Linked DNA regions of Homo sapiens: region 2 is linked to region 1. The links are chromatin loops, found by intact Hi-C in ENCODE. Cell type or tissue: CD14-positive monocyte. All regions are shown on one strand. Links, peaks and the distances in the headings refer to the core of each region. The heading gives the core; the rest is flanking DNA.

The links. Peaks named below come from ENCODE experiments on the same cell type or tissue, not always from the same donor. Only the 100,000 strongest peaks of a DNase experiment are listed, where the experiment ranks them.
Region 2: a loop joins it to region 1, with 5 times the contacts of the local background. A loop is called at or near these places in 9 of 110 quality-filtered maps.

The regions. Positions count from the first base shown.
Region 1 is chr4:49,099,546-49,112,485 of GRCh38, reverse strand. No RefSeq gene overlaps it. Among named protein-coding and RNA genes, the nearest start is that of CWH43, 120 kb to the right of the region's middle. RefSeq lists enhancers at 2,065-2,844, 2,845-3,622, 3,623-4,400, 4,401-5,178, 5,179-5,958 and 12 more. In CD14-positive monocyte, for the core only: no CTCF peak of the experiment used is centred there; no DNase peak of the experiment used is centred there; H3K4me3 peaks cover 924 bases.
Region 2 is chr4:49,142,075-49,155,014 of GRCh38, reverse strand. No RefSeq gene overlaps it. Among named protein-coding and RNA genes, the nearest start is that of CWH43, 160 kb to the right of the region's middle. RefSeq lists enhancers at 1,238-2,227, 2,822-3,339, 3,525-4,150, 4,151-4,777, 4,888-5,723 and 11 more. In CD14-positive monocyte, for the core only: no CTCF peak of the experiment used is centred there; a DNase peak (open chromatin) is centred at 5,244; H3K4me3 peaks cover 2,352 bases.

The DNA.
Region 1 (12,940 bases), core at 2,744-10,743:
GAGTGGAATTTAATGGAGTGGAATGGAATGGAATGGAATGGAATGGAATGGAATGGAATGGAATGGAATGAAATGGAAAGGAACGGAATGGAATCAACCCGAGTGGAATGGAATGGAATGGAATGGAATGGAATGCAATCCACCCGAGTGAAATGGAATGGAATGGAATGCAATGGAATTGAACGGAATATAATGGAATTGAATGGAATCATCCCGAGTGGAATGGAATGGTATCTAATGCAATGGAATGGAATGGAACAGAACGGAACGGAATTGAATGGAATGGAATCAACCCGAGTGGAAAGGAATGGAATGGAATTGAATGGAATAACATGCAATCAACTTTGGTGGAATGGTATGGAATGGAATGGAATGGAATAGAATGGAATGGAATGGAATGGAAAGGAATCAAACTGAAGGGTATGGAATGTAATGGAATGGAACGGAATGGAATGAAAAGGAATGGAATGGAATCAACCCGAGTTTAATGCAATGGAATGAAATGGAATGGAATGGAATGGAACGGAACGGAACGGAATTGAATGGAATGGAATCAATCCGAGTGGAATGGAATGGAATGGAATGGAATGGAATGGAATGGAATGGAATAACATACAATCAACTTTGGTGGAATGGTATGGAATGGAATGGAAAGGAATGGAACGGAATAACATGCAATCAACTTTGGTGGAATGGTATGGAATGGAATGGAAAGGAATGGAATGGAATGGAATAAAAGGGAATGGAATGGAACAGAATCAACCCGAATGGAATGGAACGGAATGGAGTGGAATGGTATGGAATGGAATGGAATGGGAAGGAATCAACCCGAAGGGTATGGAATGGAATGGAATGGAATCAACCTGAGTGGAATGCAATGGAATGAAATGGAATGGAACAGAATGGAATGGAATGGAACGGAACGGAACGGAACGGAACGGAATTGAATGGAATGGAATCAACCCAAGTGGAATGGAATGGAATGGAATGGAATGGAATGGAATGGAATGGAATGGAATGGAATAGCATGCAATCAACTTTGGTGGAATGGTATGGAATGGAATGGAATGGAATGGAATGGAATGGAATGGAATGGAGATGAATCAAACCGAGTGGAATGTAATGTAATGGAATGGAAAGGAATGGAATGGAAAGAATACAATGCTATGTTATCAACTGGAATGGAATGCATTGGAATGGAACGGAATTGAATCACCCTGAGTGGAAAGGAATGGAATGGAATGGAATGGAAAGGAAAGGAATGGAATGGAATGGAAACTAATGGAATGGAATGGAAACAACCAGAGTGGAATGCAATGCAATGGAATGGAATGGAATGGAATACAACAAAATGGAAACAACCCGAGTGGAATGGCAGGGAATGGAAAGGACTTGAATATAATGGAATGGATTGGAATCAACCCGATTAGAAACTAAAGGAATGGAATGGAATGGAATGGAATGGAATGGAATGGAATGGAATGGAATCTACCCAAGTGGAATTTAATGGAATGGAATGGAATGGAATGGAACGGAATTGAATGGAATGGAATGGAATAGAATGGTATGGAATCAACCCGAGTGGAATGGAATAGAATGGAATGGAATGGAATGGAATGGAATAGAATGAAATTGAAAGGAATGGAATGGAAACAACACGAGTGGAATGGAATGGAATGGAATGGAATGGAATGGAATGGAATGAACCCGAATGGAATGGAATGGAATGGAATGGAATGGAATGGAATGGAATGGAATGGATTGGAATGGAATGGAATGGAATCAACCCGAGTGGAATGGAATGGAATGGAGTGGAGTGGAGTGGAATGGAATGGAATGGAAAGGAATGGAATGAAATGGAATGGAAAGGAATCAACCTGAGTGGAGTGGAATGGAATGGAATTTCATGGAATGGAATGGAATAAAATGGAATGGAATGGAATGGAATCAACTCGAGTGAAATGGAATGGAATGAAATGGAATGGAATCAACCGGAGTGGAGTGGAATTTAATGGAGTGGAATGGAATGGAATGGAATGGAATGGAATGGAACGGAATGGAATGGAATGGAATGAAATGGAAAGGAACGGAATGGAATCAACCCGAGTGGAATGGAATGGAATGGAATGCAATGGAATTGAATGGAATATAATGGAATTGAATGAAATCATCCCGAGTGGAATGGAATGGTATCTAATGCAATGGACTGGAATGGAACAGAACGGAATGGAATGGAAAAAATAGATGATTGAATCCAAGTCGAATTGAATGGAATGGAATGGATTGGAAAGGACTGGAATGGATTGGAATGGAAAGGAATGGATTCAACCCGAGTGGAATGTAATGGATTGGAATGGAGTGGAATGGACTGGAATGGAATCAACACAAATGGAATGGAACGGAATGGAATGGAATGGAATGGAATGGAATGGAATGGTATGGAATGAAATGGAAAGGAACGGAATGGAATCAACCCAAGTGGAATGGAATGGAATGGAATGGAAGGGAATCAACACGAGTGGAATGGAATGGAATGGAATGCAATGGAATGGAATGGAACGCAATGGAATGGAATGGAATGGAATGGAATGGAATGGAATCAACCCGAGTGGAGTGGAATGGAATGGAAGGAATCAACCCAAGTGGAATGGAATGGAATGGAATGGAAAGGAGTTGAAAGGAATGGAATGGAATGGAGTGGAATGGAATGGAATGGAATGGAATGGAATCAACCCGAGTGGAATGGAATGGAATGGAATGGAATGGAATGGAATGGAATGGAATGGAATAGAATGGAATGGAATCAACCGGAGTGGAGTGGAATGGAATGGATTGGAATGGAATGGAATGGAATGGAATAGAATGAAATGGAAAGGAACGGACTGGAATCAACCCGAGTGGAATGGAATGGAATGGAATGGAATGGAATGGAATGGAATGGAATGGAATGGAATGGAATCCACCCGAGTGGAATGGAATGGAATGGAATGCAATGGAATTGAACGGAATTTAATGGAATTGAATGGAATCACCCCGAGTGGAATGGAATGGTATCTAATGGAATGGACTGGAATGGAACAGAACGGAATGGAATGGAAAGAATAGAATGAATCCATGTGGAATTGAATGGAATGGAATGGATTGGAAAGGAATGGAATGGATTGGAATGGAAAGGAATGGATACAACCCGAGTGGAATGTAATGGATTGGAATGGAGTGGAATGGAATGGAATGGAATCAACACGAAAGGAATGGAACGGAATGGAATGGAATGGAATGGTATGGATTGGAATGGCATCAACACGAATGGAATGGAACGGAATGGAATGGAATGGAATGGAATGCAATGGAATGGAATGCAATCGAAAGGAACGGAATGGAATCAACACAAGTGGAATGGAATGGAATGGAATGGAAGGGAATCAACACGAGTGGAATGGAATGGAATGGAATGGAATGCAATAGAATGGAATGGAATGGAATGGGATGGAATTCAATGGAATCAACCCGAGTGGAATGGAATGGTATGGAATGCAATGGAATGGAGTGGAACAGAACGGAATGGAATAGAATGGAATTGATTGAATCCGAGTGGAATTGAATGAAAGGGAATGCATTGGAATGGAATGGAAAGGATTCAACCCGAGTGCAATGTAATGGGTTGGAATGCAGTGGAATGGAATGGAATGGAATCAACACAAATGGAATGGAATGGAATGGAATAGAATGGAAAGGAATGGAATGCAATGGAATGGAATGGAATGGAATGAAATGGAATAAACCCGAATGGAATGGAATGGAATGGAATGGAGTGGAATGGAATAAACACCAGTGGAATGAAATCGAATGGAATGAAATGGAATGGAATGGAATCAAACCGAGTAGAATGGAATGGAATGGAATGGAAAGGAATGGAATGGAAAGGAATGGAATCAACTGGAATGGAATGAAATGGAATGGAATGGAGTGGAATGGAATGGAATGCAATGGAATCAACACGAATGGAATGGAATGGAATGGAATGGAATGGAATGGAATGGAATGGAATCAACCCGAGTGGAATGGAATGGAATGGTATGGAATCAACCCGAGTGGAATGGTATGGAATGGAATGGAATGGAACGGAACGGAACGGAACGGAATGGAATGGAATGGAATGGAATGGAATCAACCGGAGTGGAGTGGAATGGAATGGATTGGAATGGAATGGAATGGAATGGAATGGAATGGAATGGAATGGAATGGAGTGGAATGGAATGGAATGAAATGGAAAGGAACGGACTGGAATCAACCCGAGGGGAATGGAATGAAATGGAATGGAATGGAATGGAATGGAATGGAATGGAGTGGAATCCACCCGAGTGGAATGGAATGGAATGGAATGCAATGGAATTGAACGGAATATAATGGAATTGAATGGAATCACCCCGAGTGGAATGGAATGGTATCTAATGCAATGGACTGGAATGGAACAGAACGGAATGGAATGTAAAGAATAGATTGAATCCATATGGAATTGAATGGAATGGAATGGATTGAAAGGAATGGAATGGATTGGAATGGAAAGGAATGGATTCAACCCGAGTGGAATGTAATGGATTGGAATGGAGTGGAATGGAATGGAATGGAATGGAATGGAATCAACACGAAAGGAATGGAACGGAATGGAATGGAATGGAATGGAATGGAATGGTATGGATTGGAATGGCATCAACACGAATGGAATGGAACGGAATGGAATGGAATGGAATGGAATGGAATGCAATGGAATGGAATGCAATCGAAAGGAACGGAATGGAATCAACCCAAGTGGAATGGAATGGAATGGAATGGAATGGAATGGAATGGAATGGAAGGGAATCAACACGAGTGGAATGGAATGGAATGGAATGCAATAGAATGGAATGGAATGGAATAGGATGGAATTCAATGGAATCAACCCGAGTGGAATGGAATGGTATAGAATGCAATGGAATGGAGTGGAACAGAACGGAATGGAATAGAATGGAATTGATTGAATCCGAGTGGAATTGAATGGAAGGGAATGCATTGGAATGGAATGGAAAGGATTCAACCCGAGTGCAATGTAATGGATTGGAATGCAGTGGAATGGAATGGAATGGAATGGAATGGAATGGAATGGAATGGAATCGACACAAATGGAATGGAATGGAATGGAATAGAATGGAAAGGAATGGAATGGAATGGAATGAAATGGAATAAACCCGAATGGAATGGAATGGAATGGAGTGGAATGGAATAAACACCAGTGGAATGAAATCGAATGGAATGAAATGGAATGGAATGGAATCAACCCGAGTAGAATGGAATGGAATGGAATGGAAAGGAATGGAATGGAAAGGAATGCAATCAACTGGCATGGAATGATATGGAATGGAATGGAATGGAATGGAATGGAATGGAATAGAATCAACTCGAGTGGAATGGAATGTAATGAAATTGAGTGGAATGGAATGGAATTGAATGGAATGGAATGGAATGCTGTGGAATGGAAATAGAATGAAATAAAAACGAATAGAATGGAACGGAATGGAATGGAACGGAATGGAATGTAATGGAATGGAATGGAATGGAATGGAATGGAATGGAATGAAATGGAAAGGAACGGAATGGAATAAACCTGAGTGGGACGGAATGGAATGGAAAGGAATCAACCCGAGTGGAATGAAATGTAATGTAATGCAATGGAATGGAGTGGAATCAACCTGAGTCGAATGCAATGGAATGGAATAGTATGGAGTGGAATGGAATGGAATGGAATGGAAAGGAATGGAATGGAATGGAATGGAACGTAATGGAATCCAACGGAATCAACTGGAATTGAATAGCATAGAATGGAATGGAATGGTATGGAATCAATCCCGGTGGAATGGAACGGAATGTATGGAGTGGAATGGAATGGAAAGGAGTGGAATGGAATGGAATGGAATGCAGTGGAATTTAATAGAATAGAATCAACCCGAATGGAATGGAACGGAATGGAATGGAAAGGAATGGAATGGAATGGAATGGAATGGAATGGAATGGAATGGAATGGAATGGAATGGAATTATCCCGAGTGGAATGGAATGGTATGGAATGCAATGGAATGGAATGGAACAGAACGGAAAGGAATGGAATGGAATAGATTGAATCCGAGAGGAATTGACTGGAGTGGAATGGATTGGAATGGAATGCAAGGGATTCAACCCAGTTGAATGTCATGGATTGGAAAGGAGTGGAATGGAATGGAATGGTATCAACACGAATGGAATGGAACGGAATGGAATGGAATGGAATGGAATGGAATGGAATGGAATGGAATGGAATGGAATGGAATGGAAACAAGACAAATGGAATGGAACGGAATGGAATGGAATGGAATGCTGTGGAATCGAATGGAATGGAATGAAATAAACACGAATAGAATGGAACGGAATGGAATGGAATGGAATGGAATGGAATGGAATGGAATGGAATGGAATGAAATGGAAAGGAACGGAATGCAATTAACCCGAGTGGAACGGAATGAAATGGAAAGGAATCAATCCGAGTGGAATGAAATGGAATGTAATGCAATGCAATGGAGCGGAATCAACCTGAGTCGAATGCAATGGAATGAAATGGAAAGGAGTGGAATGGAATGGAACGGAATGGAATGGAATGGAATGGAATGGAATGTAACTGAATGGAATCCAATGGAATCAACTGGAATGGAATAGCATAGAATGGAATGGAATGGAATGGAATCAATCCGGGTGGAATGGAATGGAATGTATGGAGTGGAATGGAATGGAATGCAGTGGAATGGAATGGAATGGAATGCAGTTGAATTTAATGGAATGGAATCAACCCGAATGGAATGGAAAGGAATGGAATGGAATGGAATGGAATGGAATGGAATGGAATGGAATGATCAACCCGAATGGGATGGAATGAAATGGAATGTAATGGAATGCAATGGAATGCTATGGAATCAACCCGAGTGTAAGGGAAATGCATGGAATGGAATGGAATGGAATGGAATGGAATGGAATCAACCCAAGTGCAATGGAATGGAATGGAATGCAACGGAATCAACCCGAGTGGAATGGAAGGGAAAGGAATGGAATGAAATGGAATGGAAAGGAATGGAATGGAATCAACCCGAATGGAATGTAATGGAATGGAAAGGAATGAATGGAATAGAATGGAATGGTATGGAATCAACCCGAGTGGAATGGAATGTACTGGAATGGAATAGAATGGAATGGAATGCAATGGAATGGAATGGAATGGAAAGGAACGGAATGGAATGCAATGGAATGGAATAGAATGGAATGGAATGGAATGAACCCGAATGGAATGGAATGGAAAGGAATGCAATGGAATAAAATGAAATGGAATCAACCCGAATGGAATGGAACGGAATGGAATGGAAAGGAATGGAATGGAATGGAATTGAATGGAATGGAATGGAATGGAACAGAACCGAAAGGAATGGAATGGAATAGATTGAATCCGAGAGGAATTGACTGTAGTGGAATGGATTGGAATGGAATGCAAGGGATTCAATCCAGTTGAATGTCATGGATTGGAAAGGAGTGGAACGGAGTGGAATGGAAAGCAGTGGAATGGAATGGAATGGAATCAACACGAATGGAATGGAACGGAATGGAATGGAATGGAATGGAATGGAGTGGAATAGAAACAACACGAATGGAATGGAACGGAACGGAATGGAATGGAATGCTGTGGAATGGAAAGAATTGGAATGAAATAAACACGAATAGAATGGAATGGAATGGAATGGAAAGGAAAGGAATGCAATGCAATGGAATGGAATGGAAAGGAAACAACATGAATAGAATGGAACGGAATGGAATGGAATGCTGTGGAATGGAATGGAATGGAATGAAATAAACACGAATAGAATGGAACGGAACGGAATGGAATGGAATGGAATGGAATGGAATGGAATGGAATGGAGTGAAATGGAAAGGAACAGAATGGAATTAACTCGAGTGGAATTGAATGGAATGGAAAGGAATCAACCCGAGTGGAATGAAATGGAATGTAATGCAATGGAATGGAGCAGAATCAACCTGAGTGGAACGGAATGGAATGGAATGGAATGGAATGGAATGGAATGGAATGCAATGGAACGGAATGGAATGGAATCATCCCGAGTGGAATGGAATGGTATGGAATGCAATGGAATGGAATGGAACAGAACGGAAAGGAATGGAATGGAATAGATTGAATCTGAGAGGAATTGACTGGAGTGGAATGGATTGGAATGGAATGCAAAGGATTCAACCCAGTTGAATGTCATGGATTGGAAAGGAGTGGAATGGAATGGAATGGAAAGGAGTGGAATGGAATGGAATGGAATGGAGTAAAATGGAAAGGAACAGATTGCAATTCACCCGAGTGGAATTGAATGGAATAGAAAGGAATCAACCCGAGTGGAATGAAATGGAATGTAATGCAATGGAATGGAGCGGAATCAACCTGAGTGTAAGGGAATGGAATGGAATGGAATGGAATGGAATGGAATGGAATGGAATCAACCCGAATGGAATGGAACGGAATGGAATGGAACGGAATGGAAAGGAATGGAATGGAATGGAATGGAACGGAATGGAATCATCCGAAGTGGAATGGAATGGTATGGAATGCAAGGGAATGGAATGGAACAGAACGGAAAGGAATGGAATGGAATAGATTGAATCCGAGAGGAATTGACTGGAGTGGAATGGACTGGAATGGAATGCAAGGAATTCAACCCAGTTGAATGTCATGGATTGGAAAGGAGTGGAATGGAATGGAATGGAATCAACACGAATGGAATGGAACGGAATGGAATGAAATGGAATGGAATGGAATGGAATGGAATGGAATGGAATGAACCCGAATGGAATGGAATGGAATGGAATGGAATGGAATGGAATGGAATGGAATGGAATAGAATCAACTCGAGTGGAATGGAATGTAATGGAATTGAGTGGAATGGAATGGAATTGAATGGAATGGAATGGAATGCTGTGGAATGGAAATAGAATGAAATAAAAACGAATAGAATGGAACGGAATGGAATGGAACAGAATGGAATGGAATGGAATGGAATGGAATGGAATGGAATGGAATGAAATGGAAAGGAACGGAATGGAATCAACCCGAGTGGAATGGAATGGAATGGAATGCAATGGAATTGAACGGAATATAATGGAATTGAATGGAATCATCCCGAGTGGAATGGAATGGTATCTAATGCAATGGACTGGAATGGAACAGAACGGAATGGAAAGGAAAAAATAGATGATTGAATCCAAGTCGAATTGAATGGAATGGAATGGATTGGAAAGGACTGGAATGGATTGGAATGGAAAGGAATGGATTCAACCCGAGTGGAATGTAACGGATTGGAATGGAGTGGAATGGACTGGAATGGAATCAACACAAATGGAATGGAACGGAATGGAATGGAATGGAATGGTATGGAATGGAATGGAATGGTATGGAATGAAATGGAAAGGAACGGAATGGAATCAACCCAAGTGGAATGGAGTGGAATGGAATGGAATGGAATGGAAGGGAATCAACACGAGTGGAATGGAATGGAATGCAATGGAATGGAATGGAATGGAATGGAATGGAATGGAATGGAATGGAATCAACCCGAGTGGAGTGGAATGGAATGGAAGGAATCAACCCAAGTGGAATGGAATGGAATGGAATCGAAAGGAGTGGAAAGGAATGGAATGGAATGGAGTGGAATGGAATGGAATGGAATGGAATCAACCCGAGTGGAATGGAATGGAATGCTATGGAATCAACCCGAGTGGAATGGTATGGAATGGAATGGAATGGAATGGAACGGAATGGAATGGAATAAAATGGAATGGAATGGAATGGAATCAACCCGAGTGGAATGGAATGGAATGGAATGGAATGGAATGGAATGGAATGGAATGGAATGGAATGGAATAGAATGGAATGGAATCAACCGGAGTGGAGTGGAATGGAATGGATTGGAATGGAATGGAATGGAATGGAATGGAATGGAATGGAATGGAATGGAATGAAATGGAAAGGAACGGACTGGAATCAACCCGAGTGGAATGGAATGGAATGGAATGGAATGGAATGGAATGGAGTGGAATGGAATGGAATCCACCCGAGTGGAATGGAATGGAATGGAATGCAATGGAATTGAACGGAATTTAATGGAATTGAATGGAATCACCCCGAGTGGAATGGAATGGTATCTAATGGAATGGACTGGAATGGAACAGAACGGAATGGAATGGAAAGAATAGAATGAATCCATGTGGAATTGAATGGAATGGAATGGATTGGAAAGGAATGGAATGGATTGGAATGGAAAGGAATGGATACAACCCGAGTGGAATGTAATGGATTGGAATGGAGTGGAATGGAATGGAATGGAATCAACACGAAAGGAATGGAACGGAATGGAATGGAATGGAATGGTATGGATTGGAATGGCATCAACACGAATGGAATGGAACGGAATGGAATGGAATGGAATGGAATGCAATGGAATGGAATGCAATCGAAAGGAACGGAATGGAATCAACACAAGTGGAATGGAATGGAATGGAATGGAAGGGAATCAACACGAGTGGAATGGAATGGAATGGAATGGAATGCAATAGAATGGAATGGAATGGAATGGGATGGAATTCAATGGAATCAACCCGAGTGGAATGGAATGGTATGGAATGCAATGGAATGGAGTGGAACAGAACGGAATGGAATAGAATGGAATTGATTGAATCCGAGTGGAATTGAATGAAAGGGAATGCATTGGAATGGAATGGAAAGGATTCAACCTGAGTGCAATGTAATGGATTGGAATGCAGTGGAATGGAATGGAATGGAATGGAATGGAATCGACACAAATGGAATGGAATGGAATGGAATAGAATGGAAAGGAATGGAATGCAATGGAATGGAATGGAATGGAATGAAATGGAATAAACCCGAATGGAATGGAATGGAATGGAGTGGAATGGAATAAACACCAGTGGAATGAAATCGAATGGAATGAAATGGAATGGAATGGAATCAACCCGAGTAGAATGGAATGGAATGGAATGGAAAGGAATGGAATGGAAAGGAATGCAATCAACTGGCATGGAATGAAATGGAAAGGAATGGAATGGAATGGAATAGAATCAACTCGAGTGGAATGGAATGTAATGAAATTGAGTGGAATGGAATGGAATTGAATGGAATGGAATGGAATGCTGTGGAATGGAAATAGAATGAAATAAAAACGAATAGAATGGAACGGAATGGAATGGAACGGAATGGAATGGAATGGAATGGAATGGAATGGAATGGAATGGAATGAAATGGAAAGGAACGGAATGGAATAAACCTGAGTGGGACGGAATGGAATGGAAAGGAATCAACCCGAGTGGAATGAAATGTAATGTAATGCAATGGAATGGAGCGGAATTAACCTGAGTCGAATGCAATGGAATGGAATAGTATGGAGTGGAATGGAATGGAATGGAATGGAAAGGAATGGAATGGAATGGAATGGAACGTAATGGAATCCAACGGAATCAACTGGAATGGAATAGCATAGAATGGAATGGAATGGTATGGAATCAATCCCGGTGGAATGGAACGGAATGTATGGAGTGGAATGGAATGGAAAGGAGTGGAATGGAATGGAATGGAATGCAGTGGAATTTAATAGAATAAAATCAACCCGAATGGAATGGAACGGAATGGAATGGAAAGGAATGGAATGGAATGGAATGGAATGGAATGGAATGGAATGGAATGGAATTATCCCGAGTGGAATGGAATGGTATGGAGTGCAATGGAATGGAATGGAACAGAACGGAAAGGAATGGAATGGAATAGATTGAATCCGAGAGGAATTCACTGGAGTGGAATGGAATGGAGTGGAATGCAAGGGATTCAACCCAGTTGAATGTCATGGATTGGAAAGCAGTGGAATGGAATGGAATGGAAAGGAGTGGAATGGAATGGAATGGAATCAACACGAATGTAATGGAACGGAATAGAATGAAATGGAATGGAATGGAATGGAATGGAATGGAAAGGAACGGAATGGAATTAACCCGACTGGAACGGAATGGAATGGAAAGGAATCAACCCGAATGGAATGAAATGGAATGTAATGCAATGGAATGGAGCAGAATCAACCCGAGTCGAATGCAATGGAATGGAATGGAAAGGAGTGGAATGGAATGGAACGGAATGGAATCCAATGGAATCAGCTGGAATGGAATAGCATAGAATGGAATGGAATGGAATGGAATCAATCCGGGTGGAAAGGAATGGAATGTATGGAGTGGAATGTAATGGAATGGAGTGGAATGTAATGGAATGGAATGCAGTGGAATTTAATGGAATGTAATCAACCCGAATGGAATGGAGCAGAATGGAATGGAATCGAATGCAATGGAATGGAATGGAATGGAATCAACCCGAATGGGATGGAATGGAATGGAATGGAATGGAATACAATGGAATGCTATGGAATCAACCCGAGTGTAAGGGAAATGCATGGAATGGAATGGAATGGAATGGAATGAAACGGAATGGAATGGAATCAACCCAAGTGCAATGGAAAGGAATGGAATGCAACGGAATCAACCCGAGTGGAATGGAATGGAAAGGAATGGAATGAAATGGAATGGAAAGGAATGGAATGGAATCAACCGAATGGAATGGAATGGAATGGAAAGGAATGAATGGAATGGAATGGAATGGAATGGAATGGAATGGAATGGAATGGAATCAACCCGAGTGGAATGGAATGGACTGGAATGGAATAGAATGGAATGGAATGGAATGGAATGGAATGCAACGGAATCAACCCGAGTAGAATGGAATGGAAAGGAATGGAATGAAATGGAATGGAAAGGAATGGAATGGAATCAACCCGAAT
Region 2 (12,940 bases), core at 1,625-9,624, 44 kb before region 1:
AATGGAATGGAAAGGGATCAACCCGAATGGAATGGAATGGAATGGAATGGAATGCAATTGAATGGAATGGAATGGAATGGAATGGAATGCAATGGAATGGAATGGAATGGAATTAACCCGTGTGGAATGGAAAGGTATGGAATGGAATGGAATGGAATAAAATGGAACGGAATGGAATGGAATCAACCCGAGTGAAATGCAATGGAAAGGAATGGAATGGAATCAACCCGAGTGGAACGGAATGGAATGGAATGGAATGGAATCAACCCGAGTGGAATGGAGTGGAATGGAATGCAGTGGAATGGAATGGAATGGAAGGCATTGGAATCAACTGGAATGGAATGGAACGGAATGGAATGGAATAGAATGGAATCAATCTGGGTGGAATGGAATGGAATGGAATGGAGTGGAATGGAATGGAATGGAATGGAATGGAGTGGAATGGAATGGAATGGAGTGTAATGGAATGGAATGGAATGGAATGAAATGGAATGGAATGGAATGGAATCAACCCGAATGGAATGGAATGGAATGGAATGGAATGGAATGGAATGGAATGGAATGGAATGGAATGGAATGGAATCAACACAAGTGGAATGGAATGGAAAGGAATGCAATGGAATAGAATGGAATGTTATGGAATCCACCCGAGTGGAATGGTATGGAATGGAATGGAATGGAATGGAAAGGAATAAAATAGATTGGAATAGAATGGCATCAACCCGAGTGAAATGGAATGGAATGCAATGGAATGGAATGGAATGGAATGGAATGGAATCAACCCGAGTGGAACGGAATGGAGTGGAATGGAATGGAATGGAATGGAATGGAATCAACCAGAGTGGAATGGAAAGGAGTAGAATGGAATGGAATGGAATGGAATGCAATGGAATCAACTGGAATGGAATGGAACGTAATGTAAGGGAATGGAATGAATGGAATCAACATGACTGGAATGGAAAGGAATGGAATGGAATGGAAAAGAAATGAATGGAATGGAAACAACCGAGTGTAATAGAATGAAAAGGAATGGAATGGAATGGAATGGAAAGCAATGGAATTCAAAGGAATGGAATTAACTCGAGTGGAATAGAATGGAATGGAATGGAATGGAACGGAATGGAATGGATTGGAATGGAAAGAAATTCTACGGAATGGAATCAACCAGAATGGAATGGAATGGAATGGAATGGCATGGAATGGATTGGAATGGAATGGATTGGAATCAACCCGAGTCGAATGGAATGGAATGGAATGGAATGGAATGGAATGGAATGGAATGGAATGGAATGGAATGGAATCGAATGGAATCAACTGGAATGGAATGAATGGAATGGAATGGAATGGAATGGAATGGAATGGAATGGAATCAATTGGAGTGGAATGGAATGGAATGGAATGGAATGGAATGGAATGGAATGGAAAGGAATGGAATGGAATCAACCCGAATGGAATGGAATGGAATTGAATGGAATGGAATCAAATGGAAAGGAATGGAATGGAATGGAATGGAACGGATTGGAATGGAATGGAATGGAATCAACCCGAGTGGAATGGAATGGAATGGAATGCAATGGAATGGAATGGTATGGGATCAACCATAGTGGAATGGTATGGAATGAAATGGAACGGAACGGAATGGAATGGAATCAACCCGAATGGAATAGAACGGAATGGAGTGGAATGGTATGGAATGGAATGGAATAGAAAGGAATCAACCCGAAGGGTATGGAATGGAATGGAATGGAATGGAATGGAATGCAATGGAATGGAATGGAATGCAATGGAATGGAATCAACCCGAGTGGAATGCAATGGAATGAATGGAATGGAATGGAACGGAACGGAATGGAACGGAACGGAATTGAATGGAATGGAAACAACCCGAGTGGAAAGGAATGGAATGGAAAGGAATGGAATTGAATTGAATGGAATGGAATGGAATGGAATGGAATGGAATGGAATGGAATGGAATAACATGCAATCAACTTTGGTGGAATGGTATGGAATGGAATGGAATGGAGTGGAATGGAACGGAATGGAATGGAATGGAATAAAATGGCATGGAATGGAACGGAATCAACCCGAATGGAATGGAGTGGAATGGAGTGGAATCGTATGGAATGGAATGGAATGGAAAGGAATCAACCCGAAGGGTATGGAATTGAATGGAATGGAATGGAATGGAAAGTAATGGAATCAACCCGAGTGGAATGCAACGGAATGAAACGGAATGGAATGGAACGGAAAGGAACGGAACGGAACATAATTGAATGGAATGGAATCAACCCGAGTGGAAAGGAATGGAATGGATGGAATGGAATGGAATAACATGCAATCAACTTGGTGGAATGGTATGGAATGGAATGGAATGGAATAAAAGGGTATGGAATGGAACAGAATCAACCTGAATGGAATGGAACAGAATGGAGTGGAATGGTATGGAATGGAATGGAATGGAAAGGAATCAACCCGAAGGGTATGGAATGGAATGGAATGGAATGGAATGGAATGGAATGGAAGGGAATGGAATCAACCCCAGTGGAATGCAATGGAAGGAAATGGAATGGAATGGAATGGAATGGAATGGAACGGAACGGAACGGAATTGAATAGAATGGAATCAACCCAAGTGGAAAGGAACGGAATGGAATGGAATGGAATGGAATGGAATGGAATGGAATGGAATGGAATGGAATGGAATAGCATGCAGTCAACTTTGGTGGAATGGTATGGAATGGAATGGAATGGAATGAAATGGAATGGAATGGAATAAAAGGGCATGGAATGGAATGGAATCAACCCGAGAGGAATGGAATGGAATGGAATGGAAAAGAATCAAACCGAGTGGAATGGAATGGAATGGAATGGAATGGAATGGAATGGAATGGAATGGAATAACATGCAATCAAATTTGGTGGAATGGTATGGAATGGAATGGAGTGGAATGGAACGGAATGGAATGGAATGGAATAAAAGGGCATGGAATGGAACGGAATCAACCCGAATGGAATGGAGCGGAATGGAGTGGAATGGTATGGAATGGAATGGAATGGAATGGAATGGAAAGGAATCAACCCGAAGGGTATGGAATTGAATGTAGTGGAATGGAATGGAAAGTAATGGAATCAACCCGAGTGGAATGCAATGGAATGAAACGGAATGGAATGGAACGGAAAGGAATGGAACAGAACGGAACGGAATTGAATGGAATGGAATCAACCCGAGTGGAAAGGAATGGAATGGGTGGAATGGAATGGAATGGAATGGAATAACATGCAATCAACTTTGGTGGAATGGTATGGAATGGAATGGAATAACATTCAATCAACTTTGGTGGAATGATATGGAATGGAATGGAATGGAATAAAAAGGCATGGAATGGAACAGAATCAACCCGAATGGAATGGAACAGAATGGACGGGAATGGTATGGAATGGAATGGAATGGAAAGGAATCAACCCGAAGGGTATGGAATGGAATGGAATGGAATGGAATGGAAAGGAATGGAAAGGAATGGAATCAACCCCAGTGGAATGCAATGGAAGGAAATGGAATGGAATGGAATGGAATGGAACGGAACGGAACGGAACGGAATTGAATGGAATTGAATCAACCCAAGTGGAAAGGAACGGAATGAAATGGAATGGAACGGAATGGAATGGAATGGAATAGCATGCAGTCAACTTTGGTGGAATAGTATGGAATGGAATGGAATGGAATGGAATGGAATGGAATGGAATGGAATGGAATGGAATAAAAGGGCATGGAATGGAATGGAATCAACCCGAGAGGAATGGAATGGAATGGAATGGAAATGAATCAAACCGAGTAGAATGGAATTGAATGGAATGGAATGGAATGGAATGGAAACAATGCAATGCAATGGTATCAACTGGAATGGAATGCATTGGAATGGAATGGAATGGAATCACCCTGAGTGGAAAGGAATAGAATGGAATGGAATGGAAAGGAACGGAATTGAATCAACCCGAGTGGAATGGAATGGAATGGAATGGAATGGAATGGAATGGAATGGAATGGAATCAACCTGAGTAGAATGGAATGGAATGAAATGCAATAGAATGGAATGGAATGGAATGGAATGGAATGGAATGGAATGGAACAGAACGGAATGGAATGGAATGGAATTGATTGAATCCGAGTGGAACTGAAAAAAATGGAATGCATTGGAATGGAATGGAATGGATTCAACCCGAGTGGAATGTAATGAATAGGAATGGAGTGGAATGCAACGGAATGGAATGGAATGTAATGGAATGGAACGGAATGGAATGGAGTCAACCTGAATGGAATGGAATGGAATGGAATGGAATGGTATGGAATGGAATGGAATGGAAAGGTATGAACCCAAATGGAATGCAATGGAATGGAATGGAAAGGTATGAACCCAAATGGAATGCAATGGAATGGAATGAAATGGAATGGAATGGAATGGAATGGAATGGAATGGAATGGAATGGAATGGAATGGAATGGAATCACCCCGAGTGGAATGCAATGGAATGGAATGGAATGGAATGGAATGGAATGGAATGGAATGGAACGGAATGGAATGGAACAGAATGGAAAGGAATGGAATGGAATCAACCCGAGAGGAAAGGAATGGAATGGAATGAAATGGAAAGGAATGGAAAGGATTTAAATGGAATGGAATGGAATGGATTGGAATGGAAAGGAAAGGAATGAAATGCAATGGAATGGTATGGAATCAAATTTAGTGGAATGCTATGGAATGGAACGGAAGGGAATGGAATGGAATGGATTGAAATGGAATGGAATCAACCCAAGTGTAAGGGAATGTAATGGAATAGATAGGAATGGAAAGGAATGGAATGCAATGGAATCAACTGGAATGGAATACAATGGAATGGAACGGAATCAACTTGAGTGAAATGGAATGGAATGGAATGGAATGGAAACTAATGAAATGGAATGGAAACGACCCGAGTGGAATGGAATGCAATGGAATGGAATGGAATGGAATGGAATGGAATGGAATGGAATGGAATGGAATGGAATTCAACGTAATGGAAACAACCAAAGAGGAATGGCATGGAATGGAAAGACTTGAATGTAATGGAATGGATTAGAATCAACCCGATTAGAAAGTAATGGAATGCAATGGAATGGAATGGAATTTAATGGAATGGAATGGAATGGAATGGAATAGAATGGAACGGAATGGAATGGAACGGAACGGAATGGAATGGAATGGAATGGAATCAACTCGAGTGCAATGGAATGGAATGGAATGGAATAGAATGGAATGGAATGGTATGGAATGCAATGGAATGGATTTGAATGGAATGGAACGGAACGGAACGGAATGGAATGGAATGGAATGGAATGGAATGGAATGGACCCCAATGGAATGGAATGGAATGGAATGGAATGGAATGGAATGGATTGGAATGGAATGGAACGGAATTAAACAGAGTAGAATGGAATGTAACGGAATGGAGTGGAATGGAATGGAATGGAATGGAATGGAATGGAATGGAATGGAATGGAATGGAATGGAATCAACCCGAGTGGAATGGAATGGAATGGAATGGAATGGAATGGAATGGAATGGAATGGAATGGAATGGAATGGAATGGATTGGAATGGAATGGAATGTAATCAACCCGAGTGGAATGGAATGGAATGGAATGGAATGGAATGGCATGGTATCAACCCTAGTGGAATGGTATGGAATGGAATGGAATGGAACGGAATGGAATGGAATCAACCCGAATGGAAAGGAATGGAAAGGAGTGGAATGGAATGGATTGGAATGGAATGGAATGGAATCAACGCGAGTGGAATGGAATGGAATGGAATGCAATGGAATGGAATGGCATGGAATCAACCCTAGTGGAATGGTGTGGAATGGAATGGAACGGAACGGAATGGAAGGGAATCAACCCGAATGGAATGGAAAGGAATGGAGTGGAATGGTATGGAATGGAATGGAATGGAAAGGAATCAAACCGAAGGGAATGGAATGGAATGGAATGGAATGGAATGGAATGGAATGAAATCAACCCGAGTGGAATGCAATGGAATGAAACGGAATGGAATGGAATGGAACGGAATGGAATGGAACGGAATTGAATGGAATGGAAACAACCCGAGTGGAAAGGAATGGAATGGAATGGAATTGAATGGAATGGAATGGAATTGAATGGAATGGAATGGAATGGAATGGAATGGAATGGAATAACATACAATCAACTTTGGTGGAATGGTATGGAATGGAATGGAATAGAATGGAATGGAATGGAATAAAAGGGCATGGAATGGAACGGAATCAACCCGAATGGAATGGAGCGGAATGGAGTGGAATGATATGGAATGTAATGGAATGGAAAGGAATCAAACCAAAGGGTATGGAATTGAATGGAATGGAATGGAATGGAATTGAAAGGAATGGAATCAACCCGAGTGGAATGCAATGGAATGAAATGGAATGGAATGGAAACGAACGGAACGGAACGGAACGGAATTGAATGGAATGGAATCAAAACGAGTGGAAAGGAATGGAATGGAATGGAATGGAATGGAATAACATGCAATCAACTTTGGTGGAATGGTAAGGAATGGAATGGAACGCAATGGAATGGAATGGAATGGAATGGAATAAAAGGGCATGGAATGGAACAGAATCAACTCGAATGAAATGGAACGGAATGGAGTGGAATCTATGGAATGGAACGGAATGGAAAGGAATCAATCCGAAGGTTATGGAATGGAATGGAATGGAATGGAATGGAATGGAATGGAATCAACCTGAGTGGAATGCAATGGAATAAAATGGAATGGAATGGAATGGAACGGAACGGAACGGAATGGAACGGAATTGAATGGAATGTAATCAACCCGAGTGGAAAGGAATGGAATGGAATGGAATGGAATGGAATGGAATGGAATGGAATAGAATGGAATGGAATGGAATAGCATGCAGTCAACTTTGGTGGAATGGTATGGAATGGAATGGAATGGAATGGAATGGAATGGAATGGAATAAAGGGGCATGGATTGGAATGGAATCAACCCAAGAGGAATGGAATGGAATGGAATGGAATGGAATGGAATTGAATGGAACGGAAATGAATAAAACCGAGTGGAATGTAATGTAATGTAATGGAATGGAATGGAACGGAATGGAAACAATGCAATGCAATGGTATCAACTGGAATGGAATGCATTGGAATGGAATGGAATGGAATCAACCTGAGTGGAAAGGAATGGAATGGAATGGAAAGCAATGGAATTCAAAGGAATGGAATTAACTCGAGTGGAATAGAATGGAATGGAATGGAATGGAATGGAATCGAATGGTATGGAATGGATTGGAATGGAAAGAAATTCAACGGAATGGAATCAACCAGAATGGAATGGAATGGAATGGAATGGAATGGAATGGAATGGAATGGAATGGATTGGAATGGAATGGATTGGAATCAACCCGAGTCGAATGGAATGGAATGGAATGGAATGGAATGGAATGGAATGGAATGGAATCAACCCCAATGGAATGGAATGGAATGGAATAGAATGGAATCAACTCGAATGGAATGGAATGGAATGGAATGGAATGGAATGGAATGGAATGGAATGGAAAGGAATGGAATGGAATCAACCCGAATGGAATGGAATGGAATGGATTGGAATGGAATGGAATGGAATCAACCCGAGTGGAATGGAATGGAATGGAATGGAATGCAATGGAATGGAATGGTATGGGATCAACCCTAGTGGAAAGGTATGGAATGCAATGGAACGGAATGGAAAGAAATGGAATCAACCTAAATGGAATAGAACGGAATGGAGTGGAATGGGATGGAATGGAATGGAATGGAAAGGAATCAACCCGAAGGGTATGGAATGGAATGGAATGGAATGGAATGGAACGGAACGGAACGGAATGGAATTGAATGGCATGGAAACAACCCGAGCGGAAAGGGATGGAATGGAATGGAATGGAATGGAATTGAATCGAATGGAATGGAATAGAATGGAATAACATGCAATCAACTTTGGTGGAATGGTATGGAATGGAATGGAATGGAATGGAAGGGAATGGAATAAAAGGACATGGAACAGAACGGAATCAACCCGAATGGATTGGAGCGGAATGGAGTGGAATGGTATGGAATGGAATGGAATGGAAAGGAATCAACCTGAAGGCTATGGAATTGAATGGAATGGAATGGAATGGAAAGAAATGGAATCAACCCGAGTGGAATGCAATGGAATGAAACGCAATGGAATGGAACGGAAAGGAATGGAACGGAACGGAATGGAATTGAATGGAATGGAATCAAACCGACTGGAAAGGAAAGGAATGGAATGGAATAGAATGGAATGGAATGGAATGGAATGGAATGGAATGGAATGGAATGGAATGGAATGGAATAGAATGGAATAACATGCAATCAACTTTGGTGGAATGGTATGGAATGGATTGGAATGGAATAAAAGCATGGAATGGAACAGAATCAACCCGAATGGAATGGAACGGAATGGAGTGGAATGGTATGCAATGGAATGGAATGGAAAGGAATCAACCCGAAGGGTATGGAATGGAATGGAATGGAATGGAATGGAATGGAATGGAATGGAATGGAATCAACCCCAGTGGAATGCAATGGAAGGAAATGGAATGGAATGGAATGGAACAAAATGGAACAGAACGGAACGGAATTGAATGGAATGGAATGTAATCAACCCAAGTGGAAAGGAACGGAATGGAATGGAATGAAATGGAATGGAATGGAATGGAATGGAATGGGATAGCATGCAATCAACTTGGTGGAATGGTATGGAATGGAATGGAATGGAATGGAATGGTATGGAATGGAATGGAATGGAATGGAATGGAATGGAATGGAATGGAATAAAAGGGCATGGAATGGAATGGAATCAACCCGAGAGGAATGGAATGGAATGGAATGGAAATGAATCAAACCAAGAGGAATGGAATGGAATGGAATGGAATGAAAACAATGCAATGCAATGGTATCAACTGGAATGGAATGAATTGGAATGGAAAGGAATGGAATCACCATGAGTGGAATGGAATGGAAAGGAATGGAATGGAATGGAAACTAATGAAACGGAATGGAAACAACCCGAGTGGAATGGAATACAATGGAATGGAATGGAATGGAATGGAATGGAATGGAATGGAATACAACAAAATGGAAACAACCCGAGTGGAATGGCATGGAATGGAAAGGATTTGAATATAATGGAATGGATTGGAATCAACCCGATTAGAAACTAATGGAATGGAATGGAATGGAATGGAATGGAATCGACCCGAGAGGAATGGAATGGAATGGAATGGAATTTAATGGAATGGAATGGAATGGAATGGAATGGAATGGAATGGAATGGAATGGAACGGAACGGAACGTAATGGAATGGAATGGAATGGAATCTACACGAGTGGAATGGAATGGAATGGAATTTAATGGAATGGAATGGAATAGAATGGTATGGAATCAACCCGAGTGGAATGGTATAGAATGGAATGGAATAGAATGGTATAGAATCAACCCGAGTGGAATGGTATAGAATGGAATGTAATGGAATGAAATGGAATGGAATAAAATGGAATGGAATGGAATGGAATGGAAACTAATGAAATGGAATGGAAACAACCCGAGTGGAATGGAATGGAATGGAATGGAATGGAATGGAATGGAATGGAATGGAATGGAATGGAATTCAATGGAATGGAAACAACACAAGAGGAATGGCATGGAATGGAAAGACTTGAATGTAATGGAATGGATTAGAATCAACCCGATTAGAAGGTTGGAATGGAATGGAATGGAATGGAATGGAATGGAATGGAATGGAATGGAATGGAATGGAATGGATTGGAAGGGAATGGAACGGAATTAACCAGAGTAGAATGGAATGTAATGGAATGGAGTGGAATGGAATGGAATGGAATGGAATGGAATGGAATCAACACGAGTGGAATGGAATGGAATGGAATGCAATGGAATGGAATGGCATGGAAACAACCCTAGTGGAATGGTATGGAATGGAACGGAACGGACCGGAATGGAATGGAATCAACCTCGAATGGAATGGAAATGGAATGGATTAGAATCAACCCGATTAGAAGGTTGGAATGGAATGGAATGGAATGGAATGGAATGGAATGGAATGGAATGGAATGTAAAGCAATGGAACGGAATGGAATGCAACGGAACGGAATGGAATGGAATGGAATGGAATCAACTCGAGTGGAATGGAATGGAATGGAATGGAACGGAATGGAATGCAACAGAACGGAATGGAATGGAATGGAATGGAATCAACTCGAGTGGAATGGAATGGAATGGAATGGAATAGAATGGAATGGAATGGTATGGAATGCAATGGAATGGAATGGAATGGAATGGAATGGAATGGAATGGAACGGAACGGAACAGAATGGAATGAAATGGAATGGACCCCAATGGAATGGAATGGAATGGAATGGAATGGAATGGAATGGAATGGAATGGAATGGAATGGATTGGAAGGGAATGGAACGGAATTAACCAGAGTAGAATGGAATGTAATGGAATGGAGTGGAATGGAATGGAATGGAATGGAATGGAATGGAATCAACACGAGTGGAATGGAATGGAATGGAATGCAATGGAATGGAATGGCATGGAAACAACCCTAGTGGAATGGTATGGAATGGAACGGAACGGACCGGAATGGAATGGAATCAACCCGAATGGAATGGAATGGAATGGAGTGGAATGGTATGGAATGGAATGGAATGGAAAGGAATCAACGCGAAGGGTATGGAATGGAATGGAATGGAATGGAATGGAATGGAATGGAATGGAATGAAATCAACCCGAGTGGAATGCAATGGAATGAAATGGAATGGAATGTAACGGAACGGAACGGAACAGAATGGAATGGAATGGAATCAACCCGAGTGGAAAGGAATGGAATGGAATGGAATTGAATGGAATGGAATGGAATGGAATGGAATGGAATGGAATGGAATGGAATGGAATAACATGCAATCAACTTTGGTGGAATGGTATGGAATGGAATGGAATAGAATGGAATGGAATGGAATAAAGGGGGATGGAATAGAACGGAATCAACCCGAATAGAATGGAGCGGAATGGAGTGGAATGATATGGAATGGAATGGAATGGAAAGGAATGGAATCAACCCGAGTGGAATGCAATGGAATGAAATGGAATGGACTGGAACGGAACGGAACGGAACGGAATGGAATTGAATGGAATGGAAACAACCCGAGTGGAAAGGAATGGAATGGAATGGAATGGAATTGAATGGAATGGAATGGAATGGAATGGAATGGAATGGAATGGAATGGAATGGAATGGAATGGAACATGCAATCAACTTTGGTGGAATGGTATGGAATGGAATGGAATGGAATGGAATAAAAGGGCATGGAATGGAACGGAATTAAACCGAATGGAATGGAGCGGAATGGAGTGGAATGGTATGGAATGGAATGGAATGGAAAGGAATCAAACCGAAGGGTATGGAATGGAATGGAATGGAATGGAAAGGAATGGAATCAACCCTAGTGGAATGCAATGGAATGAAACGCAATGGAATGGAACGGAAAGGAACGGAACGGAACGGAATTGAATGGAGTGGAATCAACCCGAGTGGAAAGGAATGGAATGGAATGGAATGGAATGGAATAACATGCAATCAACTTTGGTGGAATGGTATGGAATGGAATGGAATGGAATAAAAGGGCATGGAATGGAACAGAATCAACCCGAAAGGAATGGAACGGAATGAAGTGGAATGGTATAGAATGGAATGGATTGGAAAGGAATCAACCCGAAGGGTATGGAATGGAATGGAATGGAATGGAATGGAATGGAATGGAATCAACCCCAGTGGAATGCAATGGAATGGAATGGAATGGAATGGAATGGAACGGAACGGAACGGAAAGGAATTGAATGGAATGGAATCAACCCAAGATAAAAGGAACGGAATGGAATGGAATGGTATGGAATGGAATGAAATGGAATAGCATGCAATCAACTTTGGTGGAAAGGTATGGAATGGAATGGAATGGAATGGAATGGAATGGAATGGAATGGAATGGAATAAAAGGGCATGGAATGGAATGGAATCAACACGAGAGGAATGGAAAGGAATGGAATGGAAATGAATCAAACCGAGTGGAATGGAATGGAATGGAATGGAATGGAATGGAATGGAATGGAAACAATGCAATGCAATGGTATCAACTGGAATGGAATGAATTAGAATGGAAAGGAAAGGAATCACCATGAGTGGAATGGAATGGAAAGGAATGGAATGGAAACTAATGGAACGGAATGGAAACAACCCGAGTGGAATGGAATGAAATGGAATGGAATGGAATGGGATGGAATGGAATGGAATACAACAAAATGGAAACAAACCGAGTGGAATGGCATGGAATGGAAAGGATTTGAATATAATGGAATGGATTGGAATCAACCCGATTAGAAACTAATGGAATGGAATGGAATGGAATGGAATGGAATGGAATGGAATGGAATGGAATGGAATCTACCCGAGTGGAATGGAATGGAATGGAATTTACTGGAATGGAATGGAATAGAATGGTATGGAATCAACCCGAGTGGAATGGTATAGAATGGAATGTAATGAAACGGAATGGAATGGAATAAAATGGAATGGAATGGAATGGAAACAACCCGAGTGGAATGGAATGGAATAACCGGAGAGGAATGGAATGGAATGGAGTGGAATGGAATGGAATGGAATGGAATGGAATGGAATGGAATCAACCCGAGTGGAATGGAATGGAATGGAATAGAATGGAATGGAATAGAATGGAATGGAATGGAATCAACCCGAGTGGAATGGAATGGAATGGAATGCAATGGAATGGAATGGCAT